2 separate regions of the Homo sapiens genome follow, and region 2 is linked to region 1. Evidence: read pairs that join two places in POLR2A ChIA-PET (ENCODE). Cell type or tissue: endothelial cell of umbilical vein. All regions are shown on one strand. Links, peaks and the distances in the headings refer to the core of each region. The heading gives the core; the rest is flanking DNA. Region 1 has its middle 27 kb from the start of SASH1. Region 2 overlaps SASH1 (SAM and SH3 domain containing 1).

Region 1 (8,819 bases), core at 625-8,624:
TCCTGAAACCATGGATGGTGCTGAACCCTATAGATATTATGTTTTTTCTCATACATACATACTTATGATAAAGTTTAATTTATAACTTAGGCACAGTAATACATTAACAACTAACGATAAAATAGAACAATTATAACCATATGCCAGCATCACTGCTCTTGTACTTTGGGGCCATCATGAGGCAAAATAAGGGTGACTTCAACAGCAGTATGGTGATAGTCAATCTGATAACTGAGTCAGCTACTAAACAACTACTGTGTAGACCACATGGGTACAATGGACAGAGGGAGGAGTCACATCCTGGGAGGGATGTTGCTGGACAGCACAAGATTTCATTATGTCCCTCAGAATGGCGTGCAATTTAAAACTTATACATCGGGCCGGGTGCGGTGGCTCATGCCTGTAATCCCAGTACTTTGGGAGGCCAAGACTTGCGGATCACCTGAGATCGGGAATTCGAGACCAGCCTGACCAACATGGAGAAACCCTGTGTCTACCAAAAATACAAAATTAGTTGGGCGTGGTGGCGCATGCCTGCAATCCCAGCTACTCGGGAGCCTGAGGCTGGGAATTGCTTGAACCCGGGAGGGGAGGTTGTGGTGAGCCGAGATCATGCCATTGCACTCCAGCCTGGGCAACAAGAGCAAAACTCCATCTCAAAAAAACAAAAAACAAAACAAAAAAACAAAAATCTTATACATATTTATTTATTGAGTTTTCCATTTAATATTTTAGGACTAAAATGTGGGTAACTAAAATTGAGGAAAAAGAAACCATGAATAAGGGAGGACTACGGTGATTCACAATCTCCCAGGTTCCTTAACTCCAAATTGAAGGGGGTAAAAAAAGATAAATGGGGCTGGGCGCGGTGGCTCACGCCTGTAATCCCAGCACTTTGGGAGGCAGAGGCGGGTGGATCATGAGGTCAGGAGATCAAGACCATCCTGGCAAAACACGGTGAAACCCCGTCTCCACTAAAAAATACAAAAGAATTAGCCGGACGTGGTGGTGGGCGCCTGTGGTCCCAGCTACTCGGGAGGCTGAGGCAGGAGAATGGCATGAACTCGGGAGGCGGAGCTTGCAGTGAGCCGAGATCGCGCCACTGCACTCCAGCCTGGGCTACAGAGCCAGACTCCGTCTCAAAAAAAAAAAAAAAAAAAAAAAAAAAAGAAGATAAATGCGGCTTCTTCCATATTCCATAACAGGAGAATGGTCAAATAAATGATGATATGATGTCTTGAAGGAATAATATCTACAGATTAAATTGTTAAAACCGTATAAAATATGTAACAGCATGGGAAAATATTCTCTGTGTGAAAAATTTTAAGAAATTAGTAGTATAGCTGGGCGTGGCGGCTCACGCCTGTAATCCCAGCACTTTGGGAGGCTGAGGCGGGCGGATCACAAGGTCAAGAGATCGAGACCATCCTGGTCAACGTGGTGAAACCCCGTCTCTATTAAAAGTATAAAAATTAGCTGAGCGTGGTGGCCGGCGCCTGTAGTCCGAGCTACTCGTGAGGCTGAGGCAGGAGAATCGCTTGAACCCGGGAGGCGGAGCTTGCAGTGAGCCAAGATCATGCCATTGCACTCCAGCCTCGGCGACAGAAAGAGACGCCGTCTCAAAAAAAAAAAAAAAAGAAATTAGTAGTATATGTGCCCACAAAAGGTGAGAAAAGAAGCTGCCAATGTTCTATGGCCATGTTTGCAGTACAGTAAGGAGCTCAATAAATATTTTTTGAACAAACAAATAAATGAATGTCAAATGAAAGCTGTTGATGCATTCAGATGATATGATTTTGAACTAAACTATCTGAAAATTTTTCTATACTGTTACTATGCTGTTTAATGATAAGCATAATGTTAATAAAGAACACTGATTATTTACTGTATACAGGTACTGCCCTGTATATTAAATATTTTGTAATGCTACCTATTCATTGCCTGGCAAAACATGCCTGCTGTTTGTCTGTTTCCAGACTCAAGCATTCATGGAGACAAATTCAATGCCAGCCAGACATAGAAGTGTTCTAAAAATTGGTCTGGTGAATGAAAGAATGAATGAATGCCTCCATGAATGACAGTGGCAGAAACTGAGGGCCACGATACTAGTGCCTTAGACCAAAAGGTCTCTGTGTGATGCATGGGGATGAATTCTCAGTCTAAGTCCTGGGCTTTTAGATTCTTTATGTAAATACTTGCTAGTATTAAAATGACTGAGTTCCTGAAGCTGAGAGACAAGGGTTCTTTTCTCAACAGTTTCAGAAAACACAACCTTTCACATAACTTATGATAGTTCCTGAATGCCTCACTGTTAAATAATGGAATGCGTTGCTAAAGGTTGAGATATTATAGCATTTCCAAAAAGGCAGCAATGCACTATGGCAAATATTTCATGAATGGAACCTGAATGGATCCAGTATCCAACAAAAGCAAGATGTTGGGAGTCCCATTAAAAATTTTTTTCCTTGGCCGGGCGCCGTGGCTCACGACTGTAATCCCAGCACTTTGGGAGGCCGAGGCAGGCGGATCACAAGGTCAGGAGATTGAGACCATCCTGGCCAACATGGTGAAACCCCGTCTCTACTAAAAATACAAAAAAATTAGCCGGATGTGGTGGCACATGCCTGTAATCCCAGCTACTCGGGAGGCTGAGGCAGGAGAATCGCTTGAGCCCAGGAGGCGGAGGTTGCGGTGAGCCGAGGTCGTGCCATTGCACTCCAGCCTTGGCAACAAGAGTGAAACTCCATCTCAAAAACAACAAAAAAAATTTTTTTCCTCAATATTTTCTCAAACCTCCTAAATAATAACAAATATTCAGGAACCACTTCTTTTGATCCACCCATAGTGTTTAACTTTCCTGGTTTTCCAGGTTTCATGATAAACATGGTGTCACAGATGAACAAGAGCTCTTTATTGGACCAAATTTTATCACTGGCTTACGCATGCAAGGGTTCAGTAGAGACCACTGGAATTTCTTGTCTTCATCCAAGAGAAGTATTTAGCCTTTGGTCAGTAATATAAGCAATTTCACCCTTGATTTTTCTTGGATACAGAGTCTACCTTCTTTGCTATTCATCTCTAGATTTTCCAATGAAAGCCACTATTTTTGAAGTTGTTTTGTGCTGTTGGCTATTTCTCCTGATTCCTTCCCTTTCCAGCTAACTCAGAATGGAGTGCAAAGTCAGCCAGGTGCCATGTCTGATCACCATTATATTCCTCAAGGCAGAAATGGCAGTAGTTTTAAGCACAGCAGTCTCAGAGGTTCTTCTATTTCAGTAGCTCATATATGACAAAGAGCTTCATTTTGATCTTTCATGCACATTTGCACCCAAGATACACACCTTTTCTCATAATTCTATAACCCCTGACATACCAGAGCTGAGGCACCTCTGTATAGCAATCATAAATACTACCTGTATCATCTCAACATATGGTGACTGATTGCTCTGAAAAACATTTATAATCTATGAAGAAAAAACAGCAAAACATTTCATAAACCAATGGTGTCAAATGCCACTACTCTCTTGGTGTATAAAACAAAATGTCTAACTTTCAGTGCCTAGGAGGAGAAAAATGGAGACTCCAGATAATGCGCTGCCCAGCATTTCCTGAGAGCTTTCTTCTAATCATAGATGCATTCTGGGCAAGCCAATTAATCTGGGCATGATGCCCTGAAGCGGGCCGTGTGCTGTTCGAAGTCAATAACAGTGTGACATATATCTATGCTCTGTACCCACTTAATTTGTCCCTGGCTGGAATACATGAACTTTTATTTGTGCTATTATCATCATATCCTGTCTACACAGAAAACAGCTTCAGAGTGGCTCCCTTCATATTCAGTGCATTACAAATAAAGAGGCCAGTCTGCCCCACGCTGCCTATGCTTGGGACTCTGGTGGGTTCCCTCTCAGCCTCTCTCATTGAAAACAGCAGAAACAGAGGGAAGAACGTGGAAGCTGCTGCCAACTGGGAACACCTAGATAAGGGTAAAACTTGACAAGAAATTGTAAACATTGCACTCTGACTCCAGTAATATTATATTCTCAGTAAATCATTTGGAAAAATAATAAAGGTTTTACATCAAGCTAGGCAGAAGTAATGTTTGGACTATGTTTTGATTCTATTTTCAAAACATTGGTGCTCCAGGAAATCAATGAACAAAAGGAGGACTGTATCTCAAGGCTGTGAGGGGAACAATCTATTGGTCATAGCACAGGGATTTAGGAAGGTTGAAATGCCCATGGGTGTGGCAGGCTGGTCTTAGTTTCGAGGCTTTTATTTTTTCCTTGACACAGGGTCTTGATCTATGGCTCAGGCTGGAGTGTAGTGGCAAAATCATGGCTCACTGAAACCTCGACCTCCCAGGCTCAAGTGATCCTTCTATCTCAGCCTCCTGAACAGCTGGGACTACAAGCGTGCACCACCACACCCAGCTAATTTTTAATTTTTCTGTAGAGATGGGGTCTCACTATGTTGCCCAGGCAGGTCTCGAATTCCTGGGCTCAAGCAATCCTCTCGCCTGGGCCTCCCAAAGTACTGAGATTACAGGCAGGAGCCACTGTGCCTGGCCTAGTTTTGAGATTTTGACAGGGTAAGAAAGCTCCCATAACTAAAGCGAGGAAATCTCTTAAATTTAAGAAAGTTTGAATTTATATAAAACTGATCAACTAGCGGGGTTACCTGCATCATAAAAAAGTACGGTCTTTTAAAGATTCATCAAGGAATCTAAGGTAGTGGTTGAACAGATTGGCTTTGGCTTCAGACAAACTTCAACTCCCAGCAAGTTACTCTCTAAGGTTCACTTTCTTAGTTATTAAATGGGGTCAATAACAGAGTCTCTGACATAGTGTTGATAAGACAAATAAAAAAGTTAGTTTGCAAAGAACTAAACACCATGAGTGCCACATAGCAAATGATCAATAAAAACATATTAGCTACTTTAAAAATTATTATGTGGAAAAGTGCTTACTATAATCTCTATCTGGCATAAAGGGAGCAGTCACAGTCAATATATGATCATGGTTGTTATTCAATTTTTCATTTAAATTCTATTTAATAACAGTAATAAATAGTAGCTAATTTAATCCCTTAAATGCTTGCAGATCATTAACTGCTTTAAAAATCATTTATACGGGGCTGAGTACAGTGGCTCACACCTGTAATCCCAGCACTTTGGGAGGCCAAGTTGGGCGGATCACCTGAGATCAGGAGTTCGAGACCAGCCTGACCAACATGGTGAAACACCAGCTCTACTAAAAATACAAAAAATTAGCCAGGCATGATAGCAGGCGCCTGTAATCCCAGCTATTCGGGAGGCTGAGGCAGGAGAATCACTTGAACCCAGGAGGCAGAGGTTGCAGTGAGCCAAGATCGCGGCACTGCACTCCAGCCTGGGCTCCGTCTCAAAAAAAAAAAAAAAAAAGTCATTTATACCATTTTTCATTAATAGACTTGAAACTTAGGGGAGCAAAAGGAATTCTAAACCCACCTTCTCGTTCTTGTCCCTCCTCTTGAACTAAAGACAGTAATGATGTTGGGTGGAGACGCAAGAAAGAAAATACAAAGAATGCCTATTTCCAAACTTTTGTTTGAGGGCCTAAACTGAAACTTATGCTGTAGATTAGAGGGAAATGACCGTGAATGTCTTAGAAATAACTCCTAGATTCAGGCACAACATAATGCATTCAGCGGGCTCAGTAAATTCCTCATTACCATATAAATTGTTTTCAAATCTGATCTAATAGGATATGATTAATAATTGGGATTTGTTTTCTTCAAGAAGCTGAATGATTGAAGGGAACCTGATACAGTTTAAAGGGCCATTTCTCAATTGATCAAGTACTTTTTGTTTTGTATAAACAAAAGTATTCTGATTAGAATTAGAATGAGCTCCTTGTGGATACTGAGTGGGGAAGTGTGTAGCTGTGGCCTTGGAGTTGCATGAGTTCACCACAGGAAGTGGGGCTGCATCCACTCACCATATGGCTTTTAAAGTGAGAATTACAAAAATAATGGCTGCTCCGGGACAGGACTTCTAACTCCATGTTGTTTATCCTCTGATTAGAATACCTGGTAAGGCTCCCAGTGTCGCTTGGGCTACATCCCACTCCTTTTTGTTTTCTCTCTAGACCATGTCTGAGACGCAAAAGCTTGTTTCTGGTGTAAATTGAATGCAACCTGACTTGCTTATGAAAATCTGGACAGGAAAACACTGAGCTTATGCTAAAGGTGATTTTCAGAGGAACAAGGTTTCCTTGTTGAAGTTGACCAAAAATCAGAGCTATGCAAGGGGGAGGGAAGGATTAGCAAGTTAAGGGAAATAAAACCAGCAAAATAAGTCCTCTGATGAGGAATTAATGCAATGTGTTCAAGCCAGTTGACACAATTACAGCTCCCACTTCTCCGCCAGAAGGAGCAGGTAGCAGTATCTAATTCCATTCCCCACCCTACACCCGGCATGCAGCCGCACGTGCCACAGCCACCGAGGCCCCTGTCAATTAGAAACAGCATTAAAATGACATGCCATCTGCTCTACAAATGTCATCGAGCTCGTGCCACCTGTTGAGGGGTAGTGGGGGCAGTGGAAGGGTAAAAAGTCTCGACATAGGTTTGTGTATTTATAGAAACAAAGAACCATTTGATTCAATGTCCTCCCTCTCCCACCACCCTCTCCTACCCTTCTTTGCCAGAAATCTTTTTGAATAGTTTTGCAGCAGTATTTTCTACCCAGAAGAACATTTAAATACCATGCCCCAGGAATCACAGGACATGGAAAAATATGTGATGTACCCCAATTAGTAGGGAAAGTAATAGCTTGAAGCTACTCTTGAGCCATCCCCCACTTGCATTCACAAATAAACATGAAGGAAAAGTGCAGCCAAGAGGATTTGCACTTAATGAATTTTCTCCGGGTGAATACTAAGACACCAGAATGGGTATACAGGAGATTATGAAAGCTCTTTTCCAAAGATCTGGACATTAGGAATAGTATGTCCAAATCAGGACATCATGTCAGCTTCTGTAAGCTTCCCTCCTAGTCTCTGCTAATGTAGTTCCCCACTTCTACAATATCTGTGCCCAAGTTTGAGGTTTGGCTCAGTTGGTCTCTCCTCTCTCTGCCACTAACTCCTAAGACTTCTTTTTTGTTGGGAAGGGGTGTTGTTTTGTCTTGCTGGTGTCATTTAGTGAATCTCCCTCCTCAATCCTTGCACATCCCACTGAATCTCTGTTGACACTTCTACCTGTCCTTTAAGACACAATCTGATGCCACCTCCCCAGGAAGCTTTTCTTGACTGTCTCTTCTCATCTAGCAACAGCCACAGCCTCCTTCTCCTCCTCCTTCTCCTCCTTCTCCTCCTCTTCTTATCCCTATAGGACAATAGAACCTATCTCCTAAGGCTGGAATTAACTTATATAATGAATATAAAGGCACATCTAAAACCTAGCGTAGAGTAAATGGTCAATAAACTTTAGCAAATTTTACTTTATGCATTAGGTAGTTTAATTCTCAGAGCATATTTTTATTCAGTGCTTCTACTAATTCTGTTTTCACTTTAGAGATGAGGAAATGGGTATTTCTAAAGGTTAAGAAGCTTGTCTATGGTCATTCACTCAGCTTTAAGTGCCAGAGCACAATTTTCAAAATATTGCCTTCATGCTTTTTGGTTGTTGTTGTTGTTATTAATAGCAGGATCTCACTCTGTCACCCAGGCTGGAGTACAGTGACATGATTTATAGCTCAGTGCAGCCTCAAACTCCTAGGCTCAAGCAATCCTCCCACCTCAGCCTTCCAAAGCACTGAGATTACAGGCATGAGCCACCACGCCTGACCACCTTCATGGTTTTTGATGACTAAGTACTATCTAGAGTATTGCTTCTTTTTTCTTCCTGATCAGGCTTATGGAGGTATAATTTACACACTAAAAATCATGCTTTTCATTGCACAACACTGTGAGTATTACAGTCATGTAACCAGCATGACAGTCAAGATATAGAACAGTTCCATCACCCAACAGACTGCCCTCATGCTATTTAACAGTCAACTCGTCCCCCGACCACCAAACTCCAGAAAACACTGATCTGATTTCTATCCTTACTGTTGGACTTTTTCCAAAATGTCATACACATGGAATCATACAGTATGCAGCTTTTTGAGTCTGGATCCTTTCACTTAGCAAGAAGCATTTGAGATGCATCCAGGTGACTCAGTGTAACAGAAGTTTCTTGCTTTTTATTGCTGAGCCGTATTCCACTGTGGGGATGTACCAGAGTTTACCTGTTTACCAGTTGAAGCAGGTTTGAAAATTGGTTAGTTTTTCTTGATTATGAACAAAGCCATGATAAACATTCAAGGAAAGGTTTTATTTTATTTTTTTGTTTTTCTGAGACAAGGTCTTGCCCTGTCGCCCAGGCTGGAGTGCAGTGGTATGGTGCCATTTTGGCTCACTGCAACCTCCCTGTCCCAGGTTCAGGGGATCCTCCTACCTCAGCCTCCCGAGTAGCTGCAACTACAGGTGCATGCTACCACATTCAGCTCATTTTTCTATTTTCAGTAGAGATGGGGTTTCACCATGTTGACCAGGCTGGTCTCAAACTCCTGGGCTCCAGCAATCCTCCTGCCTCAGCCTCCCAAAGTGTTGGGATTACAGGCGTTAGCCACCACATCTGGCTGACAGGTTTTATTTGAAAATAGGTTTTCATTTCACTTTTTCATACCTAGAAGTGGGATTGGTGGGTTATAGGGAAAGTTCGCATGTATATTTAATTTTATTAGAAATTTAGGTGTGGTGGCAGGCACAGTGGCTCATGCCTGTAATCCC
Region 2 (8,819 bases), core at 640-8,639, 83 kb before region 1:
ATAAATCAAGTCAACACAAACTGATTCTTCTAGAAGGCTCTGAGGAGACTCTAGAGAAGAAAATGCAAGGTTAGGGAGTGGCCAGGGAAGATTTGGCATTGGCCTCCTGGTTTCAAATCTCATCTCTGATACTTACTAGCTGTTCAACTTTTAACAAGTGCTAACTTTATAATGAATATCTCTACTATAAATAATAATATCTATGATAAGTATTCATTGAGCTCTAGCATGTACCCAGGAACTATGTCAACTCTAATGTGCTTTTAAAAATGTCGTTTTTGGGCCGGGTGCTGTGGCTCACGCTTGTAATCCCAGCACTTTGGGAGGCCGAGACAGGCAGATCACGAGGTCAGGAGATCTAGACCATCCTGGCTAACATGGTGAAACCCTGTCTCTACTAAAAAATAGAAAAAATTAGCCGGGCGTGGTGGCGGGCGCCTGTAGTCCCAGCTACTCAGGAGGAAGGGGAATGGTGTGAACCCGGGAGGCGGAGCTTGCAGTGAGCCAAGATCGTGCCACTGCATTCCAGCCTGGGCGACCGAGCGAGACTCTGTCTCCAAAAAAAAAAAAATGTCATTTTTGGCCGGTCGCAGTGGCTCACCCCTGTAATCCCAGCACTTTGGGAGGCCAAGGCAGGCGGATCATTTGAGGTCAGATGTTTGAGACCAGCCTGGCCAAAATGACAAAACCCTGTCTCTACTAAAAATACAAAAAAAGTCCGGCATGGTGGTACACGCCTGTAATCCTAGCTACTTGGGAGGCTGAGGCAGGAGAATCACTTAACCCGGGAGGCAGAGGTTGCAGTGAGCTGAGATCGCACCACTTCACTCCAGCCTGGGTGACAGAGCAAGACTCTTAAACAAAAAAACAAACAAACAAAAAGTCATTTTTGTGATAATTATCAGCATGGTTGTTATTACCGCCTTCCCATACTTTGTTTTTTCCTCTTTAGTTTTTGGCAGTACTTTAGGTAGCAAGGCAGATAAAGTACCGTACCCTGAGGTTTAGACATGTGAAGTGAAACTGATGATCAATGATGCAGAATAGCTTAATTGATAATTATCACATCGCTAGCATTGAAAAGATTCATCAAAAATATTAAATAGTAAAACTTTCCTTAAGTTGAAATTCTCCTTTAGAAGGAAATGTTTAATCTTCATGAATCAAAATGACTGACTCCAATGAAGAATTCAGATAAAATACCCAAACAGATCCCGAAAGATGAAAGAGATCAAAGGAATATCTCGGAGAAAAGAAACCCACACCCTAAGGAGAAAGGACACACACATACAAACAAAGACACCCTTTGAAATCACAGATGAAAATCTGTCTTCCTTTTGGCATCTTTGTTAAGAAATCATGTCTCTGCTGTTGCACACACTAAAAAAAAACATACACCCCCCCACACACACATCCAGATGTTCACGAATATTCATGATGTGCTTCCAATTTGGTTTGGACTTGCTCTTGATTTATTTTTGATTAAGTTTCATCAGCTTCTGCTGGGGCCCATGAGATGGATGACATTGCTGTAGCACAAATTTAGAACGTCTTCATATTCTAAATAATTGCTCCAGTCTCTCAAACTATGCCTTATACATAAATTACTTATGCACAGGTCTCAGAATGGCCAGAGACAGGAGCAGTGGCTTACTCCTGAACTTAGATTCTTAATACCATTCTAGAGTTGGTAAATTAAGTCTCCATTTCTAATACACAGATTGACCTGTCAAGGGAGAAAAAAAAGCAACAACTTAATTTTCTTTTTTGAGAAGTGCAGTGAAACACTAAGGGAAAGGTATGAGCTGTGCTCTGGGGTGTATTGAGATGTATTTTCCAAAGTTACCCCATGAGCTAGTGTGTGTCCTTCCTGATATTGAATAGTTGAAAAGTCAGGATAACTGATGTGACCGCATCAATTTTTTTTTTTTTTTTTGAGATAGGGTCTCATTCTGTTGCCCAGGCTGAATTGCAGTGGTGCAATCTCGGCTCACTGCAACCTCTGCCTCCTAAGCTCAAGCCATCCTCCCACCTTAACCTCCGAAGTAGCTGTGACTACAGGCATGCGCCACCATTCCCAGCTCGTTTTTGTTTTCTGGGTGTTTTTGGTAGAGGTGGGATTTCACCATGTTGCCCAGGCCAGTCTCAAACTCCTAAACTCAAGCGATCCACCAGCCTTGGCCTCCCAAAGTGCTGGGATTACAGTCATGAGCCACCACACCTGGCCAACACCAAACAAATTTGCTCAACATTTTACCATCTTGTTTTCTTCAACTTAAAATTCTTAAAACTTCCAAACCGAAAGAAAAGACAATCCCAAATGCAAACATACTGCTGGAATGGGGGCAATGGTCTTCTAATGAGAGGGAGCGAGAGAAACCTCCCACTGATACACATGGTGATCCACAGCTCAGAGCTTAATTCTCTTTCTTTTTCCCCCAGACAAAGTCTCACTCTGTCGCCCAGGCTGCAGTGTAGTGGCGCTATCATGGCTCACTGCAGCCTCAACTTCCCGGGTTTAAGTGATCCTCCCACTTCAGGCTTCCCAGTGGCTGGGACAATAGGTGTGTGCCACCACGCCCTGTTTATTTTTGTATTTTTTTGTAGAGACAGGGTTTTGCCATGTTACCCAGGCTGGTCTCAAACTCCTAGGCTCAAAGGATCCACCTGCCTCTGCCTCCCAAAGTGCTGGGATTACAGGCATGAGCCACCAGGCCCAGCCCAGAGCTCAGTTCTCTCTACTGTTAGTCATTTCGGTGTACAGGAGCTGTGGTGAGAGATCAGTCTAAAATATGGACTGCGTGCGTCAGGAGGACAATGTCAGGTGTAGTGTGTGACAACACCAGCATAGGCTCAGGGCCCTGCCTCAGCTGACTACCAGGCTGGGCCCTGCAGGTGTCTGCCTAATTCCATTCCAGATGCCAAACTGCCTCAGGCCCCACACAGGGTTCTGCAGAATAGGTGGGCCACTTGGCTTGGACCACTCAGTCATCTCCTACAGTCTCAAATGTAGACTGTTGACATCACCGCTAAATGACATAGATCCAGCTACAGAAACCCACTCTGAGGGCCTGGAAATAAGCAAACATTCACTGCACTCCTTTACATTTTGTCTCACTTCAGATCATACTGCCTCTAGTGTGCTACAAATTAACATTTTTAAATAGCCTATAATTAGCTTCTGATTAGCCTAAATAAATTATACTGTAATCTTCCATGTTAAAAATGTATATAATTGTTAAATGTAAAGACTGAGATCACACTACAATTTTGGCATCCTGGTTTTAATATTCCAGGCTCCAAAAAGGCACCTGGCCTGGGCCTCGTTCACCCCCTGAATGGTCCTGACTCCAAAAACAGGGATGCTCCTTTCCCTCCCAAGCCCTGGCCAAGCCCTGGCCAAACCCTGGATACCTGCTAGGTTCCGCCATCAAAGTGGCCACTTTTACCTGAGTTCCTAACTCTTCTCCCCAGTTAGTGTCAATTTCCTCAACATTTAGGAATGCTGTCTGTTGTATGCAAATGGAAACAACAAAGCTCAGACTTTTTCCTTTTTGGCAAGTACTAGTATTGAAGTAGTATGCTAGTTTGGTGTTTAAGCCCTCAGGTGTACTACTTTTTATTAAAGCAAGCAAACAAAAACCATTTCTAAATGTTCAGGAGCAAGAGAAAAAGAAGCTGAAATTCTGTAATCCTAGCATTTTGGGGGGCTGACGCGGGTGGCTCACCTGAGGTCAGGAATTCAAGACCAGCCTAGCCAACATGGTGAAACCTCATCTCTACTAAAAATACAAAAATTAGCTGGGTGTGGTGGCGGGCACCTGCAATCCCAACTACTTGAGAACTTGAGAGGCTGAGGCAGGAGAATCACTTGAACCCGGGAGGTGGAGGTTCCAGTGAGCCGAGATCACGCCACTGAACCCCAGCCTGGCAGACAAGAGTGAAACTCAAAAAAAAAAAAAAAAAAAAAAAAAAGAAGCTGAAATTGTTGATGCACATTTGAAAAATCTGAAGCTCTCTCTACTCTTAGACTGTCATGCACAACACAGCCAACCCGGTGGTTTCCGCAAGTGCACAAACAGTCTGCAAAGGTGTCTAGTGCCTAAGTGTAAGGTTGGAAACACCTGAACTGACTGCAGGGTTAATAAAAAAGAAAAGCCTTCTTAATTACCAAAGGTACAGAATGCCAAGATCAAATCTGGCACCAAGAGATCTGTTGATGTCCACGTTCCCATAGTGCCATGTGCAAAAAATGCTGACTAAATTGGAACAGGGCATTTGATTACAAATGTGACTTTGTCTGAGAGAGGCCAGAGCACAGAACTGTATTACCATCTGGCTTAAGATATAATGCTTCAGTGTATTTGACATCAAGTGTGTGAATCCCACAGCAGAATGGAGTTCAGACTCACCATCTAATGCCCACAGATACTGATCACCATCTTCAAATCAGCTGTAGCCCAAAGCTAGCAAATAATGTAAGTGAAGACAAAAGGAAACAGAACAAAAACTAATGCCATTTAGAGAAACAACGGGGCTTCAGCAGGATAACTCAGGATAGTGTGCGGCACAGTTCTCATTCTTATCCTATGGGGATAAGAATAAGAATTCAGGGACGACATAAGTCTTCTGTGTTTCTATGCTCTGGGGGCAGACCTGTGTTCCTTAAAAACAATGGTGACCTTGTAGACTGAGCTGGGCAGAGTCTCACTTTCCTGATCATTTTCTTGAATATTCAGGAAGCTCAAATGTACAACAGGAAACCTGTTTCCCATATGCTTTGCTGTCTGTAGCAAATAACAAAAGAGCAGTCAGTGAAACCAAACAAAAACCCACACAGACTGGACTATGTGCGCATGTCTGCGTGAAGCCACAGGCAAAGCAAGAACAAGTTCACCTTGGCCCAGCGGTCAACAATTGCAAAATGGCAATTTATTCTGTTTCGCCCTGTGAATAGGAATGAATCGGAATATTCTACTTTATCTTTTATATCATTAATAATCCAAGGACCTGTGAAAGAACAGCCTGCCTCTTTTTTCCCCTCACATCGTTTATACCATAGTTTCTAGCCACATTTACCCCTCCCTCCATTTTTGGCCTTGGATGAAACTGTGACGTCTCCCTGAAGTTACTCCCCACGGTCCACACCTCCCTCAACCAGGTCAGTCTTCCCTGTGCCTTCTGATTGGGAAGCCTGGGTTACCACTTCCTCTAAGGAGTCATCAGGGACCCTCTTCTGTACTCCTGCACAGCACGGTAAGAGTATGTTACTTGCCTCACACCCCTACTAAACTGTGGCCTCTTTGTGGGCAGGGAATACATATTTTGTCTGTGATTCTGGAAAGGCAAAATCCCACATGACAGACTCAATGCTCATTAAATATTTCAAATATATTTAAATGCTCAGTTGAATATTTACACACATGAATGAATTCAACAAATACTTATTGGGCACCTATTATGTGCCATGCACTGTTCTCTATGCAAGGGTACAGTAGTGACCAAAACAGACCAACAAAAATCCCTGCCCTCAAACCAGGCAGGACCCACTAGAAGGGACAGGAAGCAACTTTGCAGGTGCTGAATGTGTTCTCTATCATGCTGGGCTGCGGGTGACGTGGGTATATTTATTTGATGAAGTTATACAACTGACATTTGTGCATTTAGATGTATATAAGTTATACCTCAAAACAAATTTTTTTTTTGAGACGGAGTCTCACTCTGTCACCCAGGCTGCAGTGCAATAGTGCGATCTCGGCTCACTGCAACCTCCACCTCCAGTGTTCAAGCGATTCTCCTGCTTCAGCCTCCAAGTAGCTGGGACTACAGGTGCCAGCCACCACACCTGGCTAAATTTTTTTTTGGATTTTTAGTAGAGATGGGGTTTCACCATGTTGGACAAGCTGGTTTCAAACTCCTGACCTCAGGTGATCCACGTGCCTCAGCCTCCCAAAGTGCTGGGATTACAGACACGAGCCACCGTGCCAGGACAAAACAAACTTTTAAAAAACATAGTAATCATGAAGTGTGAGTGGGATGTGAGGATGAAACAATGGCAGGATGCTGCTAGCTGTGGACGCCGGGAAACAGGCACAGGACGTTCACGGTATTATGATCTTTATAGATGTTCACATTTCCAACATAAAAAGCTATTAAAAAAATCCCTGCACTCACTTGAATAAATATTAATGAAGTACAAGTAATGGATACTCTTCAGCATTACTGCAGGGATTTTTCAACTCAGAACAGAAAGGAACGGAAAGAAATCAACAGTTACAGTCACTTATGATGACAGCAATTTTTTTCATTTAAGCCTCTAATAACTTTGAGATACTTTACTCCCATTTTATAAATTGGGAAACTGAGGCCAGGAGAGGTTACCTCACTTGCCAGGTAAGTAAAAGAGCCAGAATTTGAACCAAGTCTGTGACTCCCTCAGCCTCTTTCCATTAATGTTTCTTACACCCTCTTGCTCACTGCAACAAGCCCGGGTAAGGGCTCTTCCTCCAGCTTGGAGAGGGGGTGGTACAGTCAAAAGAGGCTCTGACAATTAGCACTGGTTACAATGGACACTACTCTTACTGCCTCTGTCTTAATCCAGAACTATATTTGGAAGGTTTAAGTTATTAAAATTGCAAGGAATGATAAGTCATTCCTACACCATTAACAATGGTTCTCTTTCTTTCTTTTTTTTTTTTTTTTTTTTTTTTTCTGAGATGCAGTCTCACTCTGGCACCCAGGCTGGAGTAAAGCGGCATGATCTTGGCTCACTGCAACCTCGCCTCCTGGGTTCAAGCGATTCTCCTTTCTCAGCCTCCCAAGTAGCTGGGATTATAGGTGCGCACCACCACACCTGGCTAATTTTGTGTTTTTGGTAGAGATGGAGTTTCACCATGTTAGCCAGGCTAGTCTTGAACTCCTGACCTCAAGTGATCTGCCCGCCTTGGCCTCCCAAAGTGCTGGGATTACAGGTGTGAGCCACTGCACCCGTCCAGCAATGGCCCTGCTATGACCTTTCACAGTTATAATATGCAATATTTTTATTGACATTCCCAGTCCTTAAAGACCTCAGTGCATCTCCACCTGGGCTCCCTTTTCCTTGTATTCACAAAGTCATGACAACAAATTGGCACAGAAGCTGGGCCAGGCTTCAGCTGCTGATGAGTATGTCATCATCAACAGAGTGCTGCTGGGGGTAGGGACTTCTCTGTCAGCTCCGTGCCACATCAACAACTGCACAAACTTGTTTTCTGCCAATACCCACACAGATTCCACCTCAAGATGCTGAGGAAGCTGATACTGCCAGTAATAAGAAGCCACCTTGAGTACTTTCCTGACCATGGTGTCACTTTGACAGATGTCAGACTTAGTATCATTCAAGTTGGACCATTATGGACTTGGAAAGCCACTAGCATTTCTGATTGCAGCTTCTCCCAGCCAAAAAAACACATGGTGCCCAGGGATTGTGCCAAATGTGGAGAGATATGGGCAACTTCCCTGCTGTTCACAAGCACTAATGTCCCAATCCCCAGCAGAGGGAAAGGCTGTGGTCCAAACACACCATTCCTGTAGGGCCCATTTGGTGCTAAATAAAAACTCTCACCATAGTTATAAATGTGAATCATAATCTCTGTTTATATTGTTGAATTTTTACCCATCTGTACTCTCTGTTGTCTTCACCAAAACTAACTGGCCCCAAAGACACTTTATCAAATGCATTATTCCAGTCAGGATCCGGGTGATTAAGTCCTAGAGAAAGAGCTTGACATCCAGTCCAGAAAGTTAATTACTAACATAATTATCAAAACCTTTTATTTTTCAGGGTTAAGTCAAGCAACTCTGTAGGCTGAGTGTCCTTTTGTTTCGTTTGTTCTCCAGTTGATACATAATTAGCTCTTAAGGACAATGCATTTTTTGACTTTTTAAAGCCAAACACAAATATCTAAGTATCCTATCTGTAGACTATTTCTTCAATCTCCAAAATTCACCCAGAAGATTTAGAATGAAACAAAGCCATAAACCAATTCAACCCATCACCCAAAATTCTCTGTCCCCAAGGCTGTCTTCTAAAATGACTTTTTCTAGAGCAGATACAACAAATCTAATGCTACTTTTCCCCTATAAAATGTTTGAGGCTTCTAATATGTTACTGCATATTTCCTCTTCTGCTTTTAACAGGTTATTTCATCTCAAAGCCATCTCGCACTCAGCTTTGACAGGGCTGCTGACAAACATAGAAAGAAACTGGCCAGTCACAGTGGCTCATGCCTATAATCCCAGCTCTTTGGGAGGCCGAGGCAGGTAGATCACCTGAGATCAGGAGTTTGAGACCAGCCTGACCAACATGGTGAAACCCCAACTCTACTAAATACAAAAAATTAGCCGGGAGGGGTGGTACACACCTGTAATCCTAGCTACTCGGGAGGCTAATGCAAGAGAATCGCTTGAACCCAGGAGGCAGAAATTGCGGTGAGCTGAGATTGCGCCAATGCACACCAGCCTGGGCAACAAAAGTGAAACTCCATCTCAAAAAAGAAAGAAAGAAAGAGAGAGAGATAGAGAAAGAGAGAAAGAAAGAAAAAAATTATTAAGCTGCAGGTCCTCAGACCTGAAGTTGTGCCAACCAAGCAGCCAGCAGGGAAGGCATATTGTTTACTTGTCTGAAGGCAGAATTGAAAGATTAGAAATACATGTAAAATTCTGATGCAATAAAAGGGAACATGACAGACTGGAAGTCACAGCTTTTCAAGGAAATGAGTTCCCATCAGGAATCAAAACTGTTAAGCACTGTGAGAGGGAACTTTCAGTAGGTTAACAGT

Evidence for each region. ChIA-PET counts read pairs that join two places held together with the same protein. Peaks named below come from ENCODE experiments on the same cell type or tissue, not always from the same donor. Only the 100,000 strongest peaks of a DNase experiment are listed, where the experiment ranks them.
Region 2: POLR2A ChIA-PET joins it to region 1 with 11 read pairs; 4 of 35 experiments call an interaction of 5 or more read pairs at or near these places.

The regions. Positions count from the first base shown.
Region 1 is chr6:148,311,373-148,320,191 of GRCh38, reverse strand. It overlaps a transcript of SASH1 not described here. Among named protein-coding and RNA genes, the nearest start is that of SASH1, 27 kb to the left of the region's middle. In endothelial cell of umbilical vein, for the core only: no CTCF peak of the experiment used is centred there; a DNase peak (open chromatin) is centred at 3,861; H3K27ac peaks cover 2,584 bases.
Region 2 is chr6:148,394,371-148,403,189 of GRCh38, reverse strand. All of the region lies in intron 2 of SASH1 (SAM and SH3 domain containing 1), which reads right to left. Among named protein-coding and RNA genes, the nearest start is that of SASH1, 56 kb to the right of the region's middle. In endothelial cell of umbilical vein, for the core only: no CTCF peak of the experiment used is centred there; DNase peaks (open chromatin) are centred at 4,779, 6,079 and 7,189; H3K27ac peaks cover 3,363 bases.